Linked DNA regions of Mus musculus: region 2 is linked to region 1. The links are chromatin loops, found by intact Hi-C in ENCODE. Cell type or tissue: left cerebral cortex. All regions are shown on one strand. Links, peaks and the distances in the headings refer to the core of each region. The heading gives the core; the rest is flanking DNA. Region 1 overlaps Gm34081 (a long non-coding RNA gene). Region 2 has its middle 7.2 kb from the start of Dlk1.

Evidence for each region. Hi-C counts contacts between places; a loop is a spot of excess contacts. Peaks named below come from ENCODE experiments on the same cell type or tissue, not always from the same donor. Only the 100,000 strongest peaks of a DNase experiment are listed, where the experiment ranks them.
Region 2: it touches region 1 in a loop (2.1-fold over the local background); 4 of 42 quality-filtered maps call a loop at or near these places.

Annotation. Positions count from the first base shown.
Region 1 is chr12:109,523,525-109,529,863 of GRCm38, forward strand. Gm34081 (a long non-coding RNA gene) reads right to left here. Exons shown (of 8, transcript XR_003950134.1): 3 at 1-54. Among named protein-coding and RNA genes, the nearest start is that of Gm34081, 13 kb to the right of the region's middle. In left cerebral cortex, for the core only: no CTCF peak of the experiment used is centred there; a DNase peak (open chromatin) is centred at 2,642.
Region 2 is chr12:109,443,037-109,449,375 of GRCm38, forward strand. No RefSeq gene overlaps it. Among named protein-coding and RNA genes, the nearest start is that of Dlk1, 7.2 kb to the right of the region's middle. In left cerebral cortex, for the core only: a CTCF peak has its summit at 3,215; DNase peaks (open chromatin) are centred at 2,997 and 3,179; H3K4me3 peaks cover 372 bases.

The sequences.
Region 1 (6,339 bases), core at 1,006-5,005:
CTGAGCCCTGAGGATGGGGGCGGGGGTGCATCTGGGAAGAGAAGAAAGAAGAAGCTGAGAAGGAAGAACAGGACATTGACCCCCCCACCCCCCACCCCCAGCTTGGCCTGATCCCTAACATGTGGTCTTGAAGGGAGACCTGTTGGGAGTCAGCCCCAGAGCCAGAGGTATCCTTGTTTGGCACAGTGGTGTGGTTTTTCTCTTAGCACCTGCACTTTGATTTCCTGCCGGACTGAAAGGAAATATGCCTGACTGGTCCTCAGGAATTTGTGAGGTACAGCCCTCGCTTTGGGGGACCTCCTCACTGCTGCACTTCCAGACCCTGAAGGGGCCCATCTCTGCCTTTCAAGAAAGGGTAGTGTCCACGTGGCCAAGGGAAGAAGAATTTGTGTGTAAAGTTGTTTTCAGAAGAAGATATCATTCCAGGCGAGCCCTCTCTTAGCTTCAGCTTTCTCTCCAGGCTCTCTGAGCTACGGAGGAGCCCTTTCAGGTAGCTGTTTTCCCAGTACAAACAGTGCCTCTTTGGTTTCCCCACCAGGCCCCAAACAAACAAACAAACAAACAAAGACCCAACCCATTGAGAGAAAAGAGAACACTCAGATCCACAGTGTCCAGATCCTCCAGGGGTGAGAACGTGCCCCACAAAGAAGGTTTTTTTGCTCCACAATAGGCTTCCCACCCCTGCCCACCCCACCCCCCACAGCACACCCTGGAGTGTGGGGTGGGGAGGCAGCAGAGGAGCAAGGACCTTCCTTGGTCACATACCATTGGATCCTTTGGATTTTTTGTTTCTATTGTCTTCTCATTTGTTTTTGTGGTCCACCATCCCCCTCCCCAAATCCTGCTAAACAAAGGACAAGAATTTTTCCTATAATTGTCTTAAAGGTTATAATTTTATGACAGTTTCCAGATTGGGCTATTGGGAGAATTAAAGGAGACAGGCTCCAGTGAACACTAGGGAGGCATTCCGGATCTTTCTGACTGGGTAACAAACACATCCCTTCTGCTACCAGGTTTCTCTGCCTCAGTCGTCCACAGGGACCTGCTTGGCTCCCTCAGCTTGTCACACATCAAATGCTAGCTGTTGGTTATTCAACATGTCCTAGGACTTCAGCATTCTTCCAGAGGAGACCCTACTTGCATCCTCGTGGCCATCTTGAACCTAAACATTGTCATTGTAAAGGATTAACTCTAGAGTAGAATTCTTGGGACCTGCCATGACCCTGCACCAGACTCTCAGGGCTGTTTGTCTGTCTCTCCAGCTCTGAGCTCAGTGTCTGCCTTTCCTCAGAAGCCCCCACCCCCCCCCCCCGACCCTTCTGAGTTTCACCTGTAGAATCTGTGTTGAGGGGATCTGACCCCCACCCTCACCCTACAACTTTGCTTTCTTAATAGCACAGAGGTTAGGGGCAGTCACACTTCCTGTAGGTCAATCTGAAAACTGGCAAAAAAAAAAAAAAAAAAAAGAAAAAAAAAGAAAAAAGAAGGGCATGGTGCCCTGCCTTTTCTGGTTTAAGCATCTCCAGTATTAAAGACTAAACATTACCTCTAGGAACTTAGGTCAAGATCCAATGACAGAAGGCCAGGCTGTGTTCAATGATAGAGCACCTATTGAACACACACAATTCTAGGTTTAATCCCTAATAAAGAGTAGGCGAGCTGGGCGGTGGTGGTGCACACCTTTAATCCTAGCACTTGGGAGGCAGAGGCAGGCGAATTTCTGAGTTCAAGGCCAGCCTGGTCTACAGAGTGAGTTCCAGGACAGCCAGGGCTACACAGAGAAACCCTGTGTCGAAAAACCAAAAAAAAATTAAAATAAAACAAAATAAAGAGTAGGAAAAAAGCAACCCAAGACATTCAATGGGATAAGTGATGTTAAAACCCTGAGGTTAAAGCAACTCTTAAGCTCTCATCTTTCTTACTTTCATCTCTAGTTCTCCTTCTCTCCCTCCCTTTCTCCCCCCACCCTCTCTCCACGTGGCCATGGCCAATCTCCCTCTTTCTACCTTCTCTCTTTTTCTCTGCCTTTCTACAAATAAGCTCTAAAACCACAAAAAATAAAATAAAATAAAAAATTAAACCAAGGAACAGCCATCATCTAGACTCGGGGGTCCCCCAAGAAGAGTCCAGCTCTCACTGGCTGGAGAGAATGGAGACCTTCTCCACCCCACCAGAGCAGAATTTCCCCGGTTAGAAAGTTTGTGTGATCTGTAGGCTTCTCAGAAGCCCACGGGGCAAGGGTAGCCCTGGCTGAATAAGGAAGTGCCGGCTCAATGAGGAAGTGCTGACCTGCAAACGCTCCAGGGAGGTCGTCTTTGGGAGGAGCTGCTGTTCTTTGCTGTCATTCCTTTGAAAAAGATAAAGACGCCTCCACTCTAAACTGAATATCAGACAATCAAAATTCAAGTTTCCGCCCACTGCCCTTGCTTGCTTGGGTGTGTCTGAGGAAGGTGAGGTTGAGAGAGCGGTGGGGGTGTAGAAATGCTTAGAGAATGATTCCTTCATGTCCTTTAGCCCAGAAGCCCAAGGGTTGGAAAAATCAGGTTTGGCGGGCACGCTTGGGACCTATGGGGCCACCTTAAGACCACTCGATGCTGCTAGATTATTTATTCACCTTTGAGCAAACAGGGAGAGGTTTGACGAACATGTGTGGGGTTGGTTGCCTAGCGGCAGTGAGAATGAGATGCATTGAATCCCACGTCAGTGATTTCAAACTGTCAGGAGGACTCTGAGAGATGAGTCAACCTGGCAGTACCGAGGATCCCTGGGGGCCCTCACTGAGGTTCAGGGCGGACCCTGCTGAGATCTTGTGATTCGTCTTGCCTTTACCATACTGTGCCATGTAGTTGTGCTGAGGTGGTTCCCATGCATCTCTGCCATACATAGTGTTCTAGGCCTGTGCTGTGAGGTACCACGGAGTTGTGCCAAGGTGCACTTGAACTCATGCCCTGATGGATCCTGACCTATGTGTACCTCTGGGTGGTAGTACACGGACCTTCTACGTTAAAAAGTGCTACGAAGTAACAGGCTCTCACTGGGCCTTGAGGAGCAGTACATTATGGCATAGGAACCGTGCCTTGCGCACAGATACTTGATGCACAAGTCACCATAGTTACAGACAACAAAGTACCGCGGCATAGGCACAGTCCATCCCGGCTCAGGTTCAAGTCGGCTACAGCACATACACACGGTCCGTTACAGCCTGGTACACCGGATGTGCAGCAGCAAAGCTAAGTGTGACACAACAGTCTTGACCTGGTGCTTCACGGCACAGAGCAGTAGCGTGTCATGCTCATGTCGCCCGTACAGAGCTCCATGGCACAGGATCAAAGCTTCACGGTGCAGGCACTACGGCTTGGGCTCAAAGCTCCACATCATAGATAGATTCACATTTACCGTGGCACAGATTCAGGTAGTGCACTATGACACAGGCATAGCAAACCTTCACTAGGGAACAGGATGTATCATGGAGCAATGTTCTTATGTGGTCCACTATGGTATAGGCTAGGTGTTCCACAGCATAAATAAAAGGTATACTACGGTATAGGCCAAGTGCCTCACAGCACAAATAAATACCATATATTACGGTATAGGCCAAGTGGTTTGTAGCACAAATATGGTATATTATGGTACAGGCCTGGTGTTTTGTAGCACAGATATGTGGGTGTACTATGTATGGTATAAGACAGATGCCTCGCGGCAAAGTACAATTATATGACGGTATAGGACAAATGCCTGGCATCACAGATATATGGTATTCTATGGTATAAGACTGAATGTTCTTGTGGCAAAGGTACGTGACTGTTCTGTAGTATAGGCCAGGTGCCTCACGCCACAAACACATAGTATAGTATGTATGGTACAAACCGGGTGACTCGCGGAACAGATACGCGGTGTACTACAGTATTGGCCTGGCATACATGGATGTACTGCAATATAGGTCAGGTGCCTTCAGCACAAATGCATAGCATACGACGGTATAGGCCAAGTAATACGTGGCACAGCTATGTGGTATACTACGGTATAAGCCAAGCGATACGTGGTACAGCTACGTGGTATACTACGGTATAAGCCAAGTGTGTTGCGGCACTGCTACGTGGTATACTACGGTATGAGCCAAGCGCCTCGCGGCCTGTCTACGTAGTATACTACGGTACGAGCCAAGTGCCTCACAGCAAAAGTGCATGGATTATACAATATAAACTAGTGCTTTGAGGCACAAATTCAAGGTATACTCTGGTATAGACCTGGTGTCTCATGGCACACGTATGTGGGTTTACCGTAAAGGATGATTTATACACACTGTGGATCTTTATGTCTATGTCATGGTGTATCTTGTATCATTGCTTTGTGCCAGAGCAGTGCTACACGATGTACTTTGCTACAAGTCAACAGGCCTACTCTGTAGTACCCTGTGTAGTTGTGCCATGGCATATCCCATACCAAGCACAATGACTCTTGTACTCACTGCAATTCACGGTATATGAGTCCTATCATCCTGTATGTGCACAGAGATATGTCTATATGGCACCATGCAGCCATTTTATAGTACACGCTATATTTGTGCTAAGGTACATCATGCTAGTGTTAGGAAGGATTGTGAATCTATACGGAGATGTGCTGTGGACCCAGGCTGCAGTTCACGATCGACTAGTACACAGGCTGACCATGTACAAGTGCTGTGGTTTGTCATGGGCAAGTCCCATGGCTTACTGTACACAATGCTGCCGTTCGCTATGAACTACCGCTACGGTTCATAGTGGACAGTCAGTGCCGCAGATCGCTATGGACTGGTGCCAAGGTTCGCCATGGACTAGTGCCGCGGACCTCCGTGAACTAGCGAGGAGGTTCGCCGTGTACTAATGCCGCTTCGCGTACCGCTGTGTACGCGTGCCGCGAACCGCCGTGGAATTGTGCCGCGGTTCGCCGTGGAGTAGCGCTGCAGCCGCTATGCTATGCTGTTTCTTTCTTTTCCTTAACTCCTGGAGTGAGGGAAGGGCTGCATTATTTTGTCAATGGAGAATGCCTTGAGCACAGGGGATGGCTAAAACATTCTCACAGATTGGGAATGGGATCACGCGAGTAAGAGGCTGTCCTCTCCGGTGCTGTGACCATACAGACTGTAGTTTAGCTTTGGAATTCCTGATGGAATCTGGTACTTGCAGAGTTTCCCCCCCCCCCCCCCCAGGACCTCCAATAGCATGGAGCTCAGGTTAGCTGGGAAATAAAGAGAACTTTCACATCTCAAATTCTAAATGGCAGTTTGTGAGCTGACTTCCTTCAGCCACAGTTCCCAGGCAGCCCTTGGCTGGAGGCATTGCGATCCTGCATGCACTTACAACACCGGTCTCGGAGTTCTTGTCTCCCTGCTGTAGCCTTGCTAGACTGTGGACTATATAGCAATCTCTAATCTTAGAGGCCTTAGGTCTCAGAAATTTTTTCTTTGAACAGTGTCTTCCCCCACTGCCTTTCTGAGCATCTCTCACAGGGTCAAGAGTAAGAATAATATCAATGCCTCCTCCCCAGGTTGCCCTTAGTAAATTCCAATCTTCAAACACCTCCTGGAAGCCTGCGGGAGACACCCTGTTTCTTTAAGAAAAAGAAGACCGAGAAACTCTGGGAATCCTAGAGGAGTCTCATCCCTTCTTATTGTTTTGCAAATAACCAGAGCCCTGTGGTTAACTAAGCTGCCCCCAAAACAGGCCCAGTGGATTCTGGGAAAGAGCCGTCCTGCCAACTCGTCTCTGCTCAGTTCTGGGATTCAAGGAATGGAGTTTGGGGTTTGAAATCTGGCACTCCGTTTCAGGATATTAGTTATGGAAGACAAAGAGCAAGCCTGTGCCTTAGGGCTTCCAAGCTGCCCACAGTGAAGTGTGGATGTTCGTGGTTTACCAGTTCCTCTTGGTTTACCAGTTCCTCGTGGGATGGTGTCTGCTGCAGTGTGCCAGTTTTTTCGTGGTACACAGAGATGCTTTTGTTGACCACAACCCTTGGCATCCTGGCTCACCGTTGTCTAGAAACACTTTTCTGACCAAGGCTCACCAAGTTTTTCAGTTCTCTGGGTCTCAGAGAATCTCAGGCCTGCTGCTCATTGTTAGCCAGGTGACAAACCCTAGAATACTGAATCCTCTTGAATATATGCTAAGAAGCTGTGGTGGGATTGCTTCAGGCTTTCATTCTGATGCAAGTGGCCCTACTCCTGAGCCCCGGGATTCCTGACTCCCCTGAGAGCCCGGCTGCAACCTGAACTCATCAAGGGTAGTTGGGTGGACCTGGCCCCATGAATGAAGACACTAGCTGGTATTGTATAAAACCCCGAGGGCAGAAAACGCAGGTCCT
Region 2 (6,339 bases), core at 951-4,950, 81 kb before region 1:
AGCACCCGTGTGGTGGTTCAAGATCCAACACCTTTTTTTTTTTTCCCTGTCCTCCTTGGGCACCAGGCTCTTATGTGGTGAACACATATGCACACTTAGGAATAACACAAAACCCAGGAAAGTCCCGTGGGCTTCTCTAACTTGCAAAGCCTCCACCCCTGACCCTTTGTGTCTAGACCTGGTGAACTTGGCCATCACCTGGGATGGAGGTCAGATCCTGTGAGCTGGAGCTTCCTCCACTGAAGCACATAGCTTCTCTACTAGCTTTGAGTTTCCAGCCCAGGTACTGATACCCCCTAGGCCTGTAGGGTAACTGGGCCTGCTGTCATCTGTCTGTTTTTTTTTTTTCACCTCACCCACTTTGCTGTAAATAGTCTCTCTAATAAGCTCTCTCTGATCTCACCATCTTGCATGAACCATCTGTCTTGTGCTGAGCCCTGCCTGGGAGGCCCTGATTCACACAGACCTCCCCAGTCTTGCCTCTTAGCTCACAGGGTCTGTTAACTCTCGCTGTCAAGCAGGGAGATTGGGCCCGGATCTCCAGAAGTGGATGCTGGCCTGTAGAGTCCATTTTAGATCCTAGGTGCTGGTTCTAGAGGCCTTGGGTCCAGGTCTTGGCTGGTAGGTTGCCGACTTGATTTGTTATCAGACTTTCCACAGTGCTCTCTCACCCTGCCAGCAGCGGAGTATTTTGTCAGAGGCCAGACTCCTTGAAAAAGTGCTCATCAGAGGCCAGAGGCTTCACATTCACTGAAAAGCAACCCCCTCCAGCTCCCCCCCCCCATCTCATGACCCCCATGCCCTTGCTGGCTTCCTGTTCCTTGGCCTGTACCAAATCTTAAAGATGCTGTCAACAAGAAAACAAACCAAGCAAACCCAGACAGTGTGGAGATGGGGCGCCCACATGCCACACCAGGATGAGGGAGAGGGAAGGTCAGGGGTTGGGTCTTGTTGCTGCCCCTCAGGCTGGGAGTCAGAATGGAGTAAAATACAGTTGGAAATAATTGGCCCGTTACAGGGAGGTAACGAAAAGCCGTTGAAAAGAAACTTACGGAGGAATCAATGTAAGGCTGAAGGCAACTCTTCCTAGTGAAGAGAAGCTCACTTGCTTAAAGGACAGCTTCTGAGGGGCCCTGTCTCCCCAAGCAAGCCCAGGACTTCCCTATTGATTCTTTCATAAGACGTTGCAATTCGATTCCACACAAACTTAACGAGAACCTACTGTGCACTAAATTCATAGCTTGGAGCCCCGAGAAAGCTAATTTTCCTCCTAAGTCTGGCTCATCTGTGGGAGAGCTAAGGGAGACTTCACTGCTCTGCGGCAAAGCCTCTCTGATCCTTGCTTGCTATCATGGTGGTGAAAGGGGTCAGGCAGGTCATGGCCAGAATGAGGCTTAGAAATGGGGTTAGTATCTGGGATGCCAGTAGGTCTCAGACTTGGGACAGGCTTTAGATAATGAGGAGGACAGGGGGGAATCAAAGTTGAGTTCCAAGGTAGGAAAAAGAGAGAAAGGAAATAAGCCATTGTGTATGTGTGCTTGAGTGTGTGTGTGTGTGTGTATGCATGTGTGCGTGTATGCCTGTGTGTGTGTGCATGCGTGTATGTGTGTACCTATGTGTATGTGTGTGCCTGTGGGTGTGTTGGTGCATGTGCGTGTGTGCCTGTGTGCCTGTATGTATGTACACGCAAGTACATGTGTGTGCACGCGTGTGTGTGTGTATGCCTGTATGTGCATGCATGCATGTGTGTGTGCATGAGTGTGCATGCATGCATGTGTGTGCCTGTGTATGTGTTCGTAAGTGTGTGTGTGTGTGTGCCTGTGTGTGTGTACGTGATCAACCCAAAGCTTGACACTGAAGTAATAATGGCAAGGAAGGACTACTCAATCCCAACTCTGACCCTTCTCCTTGTTTCTAGTCTCTGGGCTTGTTACTGTACACGGGGGTGTCGCTGTGCATGTGTGGAGTACACCTGACACGAGTAAATACTCTCCTTACACCATCTGTGTCTCTGAAACTGAACCCAGGTATTCAGACTTGGTGGCAAGCATCCTTGCTCGCTGAGCCATGTCGCCAGCCCCTCGGAGCTTTTTGATCAGTTTTGGCTTGTTTGTTTTAGATTTTTGTGGTTTAGACAGTCTCATTACGTAGCCCAGACTGGCCTCAAACTCTGTCTCCTGTGCTAGGGTTAAAGCTGTGTCATACATACCACACCCTGCTTTTTTTTTTTTTTAACAAAGCCTTACAACCTTGAGGGTTCCTGGGGGACTCTTTGAAATAAGCCTCTACAGTCTTCCTAACAGGGCTTCACTCCCAAACATTCTAGTCCTACTCTGTCCAGTCCTTGCTGTGTGACCAGCAGAGAATCACTTGCCCTCTCTGAGCTGTGCCTCTATTATGTGACTAAGTGGGGAATGACAGAGCTGGAAGCTAAGAGGGAGAGACATTTCTATGCCTGGATCACATTAAAGATCATCAAAAGTTTGGGTTTGGGTTCTAAGCCACCCAGTGTGTGCATGAGGTAGGGGGTGGGTCAGCTCACGATAGCACCCCCTTGTCCTCCTTGTCCTGTCACTGGTTGTATAGCCTGACTGCAGACTTGCTAGGTAGGGCCTCCCGGAGGTGCAGAGCGTCACCATAGGAACGGTTCGCTCACATGCAGAGAGAGCGGTTCAGAGGAACCAGGCGCTTGGTGGAGGGAGGCAGTGGGGGGGGGGGGGGCTCTGGATGTGGTCTGACTGCTACTCACATTCCCAGTACAAGATCTGGGGGCCTCTGTTGCGATGTAACTAGGTGGGAAGAGTCTTGCAACCTAGGGGACCCTCCTGGAAGGCCAATTGGGGAGGTCAGCCACCCCTGGGAAGTAGAGGGCTGCTGTCGGAGAGGGACCTGCTGCTGGGACCAGTTGCTAGGACACGGGATCTTTCTGAGGGGCCCATGGTAACCCTCCGAGAACACGTTGTGCCTCATTCATTTATTCATTAATTCACTTAATCCGCAACCAGCTCACGAGCAGGGCTGCAGGCCACCAGCCGCGAGGTACAAGGAGGAACAAGATGTCTCTGGTCCTGCTGAGGTCAGGCACATGTGCACAATCCATTAACACCGGAGCGAGAAGATGTGTTCTGGCCAGTGATGAGGCCCAGGGAGCAGGCCACAGACAGGCTCGCTACAGGTCCAGAGTGAGAACTACAGGAGAGGGGGCGGTGCGGCGCAGCTCCGGCACCTCTAGTGGGCAAGCTGGCTTGTGCTTCTCTCCTTTTCTTAGGGACAAGGTGATAGCCTTCTCCAGTCGAGAGATTCTCAAGTCTGTCCTGGACTCAAAAGAGCACACTGAAAACATTTTTTTAATACAATGGAATGAAAATGGAAATGTTTCCTTACAAAACTGAAAGAGAAAAGAAATCTTCGATTCGTTCCTCGAGAGCAATGTTTTCACAGCCTTAAACTTGACAGAGCTTCCTGCCAACAGCTGGGGGGGGGGGGGGAGGGCAAACCACCACACAGCACTCTCTTTTACAGATGGTGGAGAGCCAGCGAGAAGTTCTGCTTCTCCCGCAGCCCCCCCCTTGCCCCGCCCCCTAAGAACTGATCTGGGGCCAGCCAGGAGGATCCTCCTTGCTCAGGCTCCAGGTTTGAAAGGAGGACTTTCTGGTGACTAAAAGCAGTCTCTGATCTGGTGTCCTTGGCCTTTGTGGTCACTCGTTCTCCCCCAACCGAGGTGGGTGGTTCTTCACTGGACGAGGATGGACGTCTTGGATTTATTTCCAAGGCTTCTGATCAAGTCTGGGTGCGATACTGCTGCCACTACCGTCATCATTTCTGTAGTCTTGGTCAAACGACTCTGTGATAAGAGGATTCTGATTCTGAAGCCATTGTTTGCCAAATTAGGACAGATTTTAGATCCAAATATGGAAGCTTTTGCACTGCACTACAGCCTCGGGGGTTTTTTTGCTCCTTTCTTTTTTGTTTTGTTTTGTTTTGTTTTTCCCGAATTTTAATCCTGCAGGACAAACTAACTAAACCTCTACACTTTGTTGCTAGCTTGTTACAAGGGCTCACCATGGTGCCTCAGACCTTTGGGCTTGTGTTAACCTCCCGCCTCAGTCTCCTCCTATATGTTTTCTTTGCTTTGATTTCAGTTTTAGTCATGTGCACGGATGTTCGGTTTGCTCATGTAAGTATGGGTGCTCTCAGAGCTCAGAAAAGGATGTTTGGCATTGGGTCCCCAGAGCTGGAGATGCAGATGATTGTAAGCTGCTCAGCATAGTTGCTGGGAACTAAACTTGGGTCCTCTGGAAGAGCATGAGAACTCTCAACTACTTCGAATCTCTCTATCCCCATCCTGAGCTCTTGGGATCATAGTCATGCCATATTCAGCTCTTATCTCACAGTCTAGCAGCTGCACAGGAACACACATGCGCAAGTCTCACTCACACCATTCCCCAAATGTACGCCCTGAAGACCGTCCCCACAGAAACATCACTTGGAGAACTCCTATGCATCCTGCTCAGCCCAAGTCTATAAGCCCCTTCCCCAGCCTGCACTGGTTTGGACACATAACAGAGCCCCTTTCCCTTCCTGGGCACACAGTAGGTTTTTTGTTTTTTGTTTTTTCTAATTTTGAAGAGATAGATGGATATTTTTGTTTGTTTGTTTTTTGGTTTTTTTTGTTCTGTTTTGTTTTGTTTTGTATTTCGAGACAGGGTTTCTCTGTGTAGCCCTGGCTGTCCTGGAACTCATTTTGCAGACCAGGCTGGCCTCGAACTCAGAAATCCGCCTGCCTCTGCCTCCCAAGTGCTGGGATTAAAGGTGTGCACCACCACCACCCGGCTGGATATTGTTTTTAAGGAGGAGAGCCACTCACTGTTTTATTGGAAACTAACTTCTGAGAATTTGTGATATGTGGAGAATTATTGTAGTCTTGGTCAATGCTTATAATGGCAGCTACATGACAAAAAGACTCCTCATTCTTTTGAATGCCCTCCCTCCTGGTTGGAGGGTGAATTTACCTTGGGAGTAAAGAGTCACTTAACATTCTTAGAGACCCCCAGCGCGGCTCCCTACCGTGGAATGACTCACTGGTGCCCTTTAAGAGGATAATTTGGTTGATGCAAATGACATAAACTTAATATTCATGTAGACTGTGCCTTTGAAGAAATAGAGAGGTCTAGGTTTTTAATCCTCTCACTGATGGATAAAGGAAAACTAGTGTCTGGAGAGAGGGGAAGACCCTGCCCCAACCTGCGCTACATGTGGAACCCAGACCAATGTGTCTCAAGCTTGCCAAAACTGCGTCAAGAGCCTGGTCTCCCGCATTACAGGCAGACCCACATGAGAGCTTGGGACTATGGGGGATTTGTGCTCCGGCTGCCTTCAGAAGGCCTTAGTGTGGCTAGGAGTGGTCTTGATGCACCTCTCTGGCCCCACACCTCAGACTCAGGAAAGGCTTGCATTTCTGAGGCCACGGGCCACGTTCCCGGTCCTCTACATGCAAAGATTCACTTGAGAAAATTCACTTGAGAGTGAAGAGCCTTTTCTCAGCTTGAACCTGAAACAGAACAGTCATGTTCTCAGGCCTAAATGTGCCCTGTGTGCCTCTCATTTCCCCGGTCTTCCGCCTCTGGTCGGCCCCTCCGTGGTAGAGGGAAGGGGTGAGGGGATTTCTGTCTCTGGCCTTTGCCTGAAGAGTCTTGCAGCACTCAGGAGTGCTGAGTCACTCCTCCCACCCTAAGAGAGAGCAGGGCTTTGGAGGTACACCGAGGTGGTCCCGTTCTCGCTTGGACACATTCTTGCTTGGCCCCGAGGTTGGCCCTCCGAGCAGTGAGCCGAGGCTTCCATGTCAGTAGGCCATGGTTTGTTCCATTCTGTGGTCATCGGCAAAACCCTGGAGCCTCGGGTTGCAACCCCACAGCTCCAAGCTCCCAGGAAGCTCTGGTGAACCTGAAACCCACTATACCAGAACAGAAAGAAAGCGATCTTGGGGAGTAAGAAGAGGCCGTTGTGATTAGCATTTGGTGGGGCCAGGGCTCCAGACCTAACATAGGCCTGAGTCTCTGAGCTCTTAGTTAGACCCAGTCTTGGGGGAAAAAAAAAAAAAAAGAAAAGAAAAGAAAAGTGGAAGGAAGGAAGGGGGAGGGGGCAGTGTCCTTGCACAGATGGAAAATGGAGAATGTCAGCTTTAGAGAGAGCAATAAAAGCACCCCCCGACCCCACCCCCGCCCACCCTCCACCCTGAGAATCTCGACAGGCCTCAGTTTACTTATCTGTAGTCTTTCCCAGGACTCATCAGCAGAGAATCTGACACCTCCCCAACCCACAGTCCAGCCTAGGCAGAAA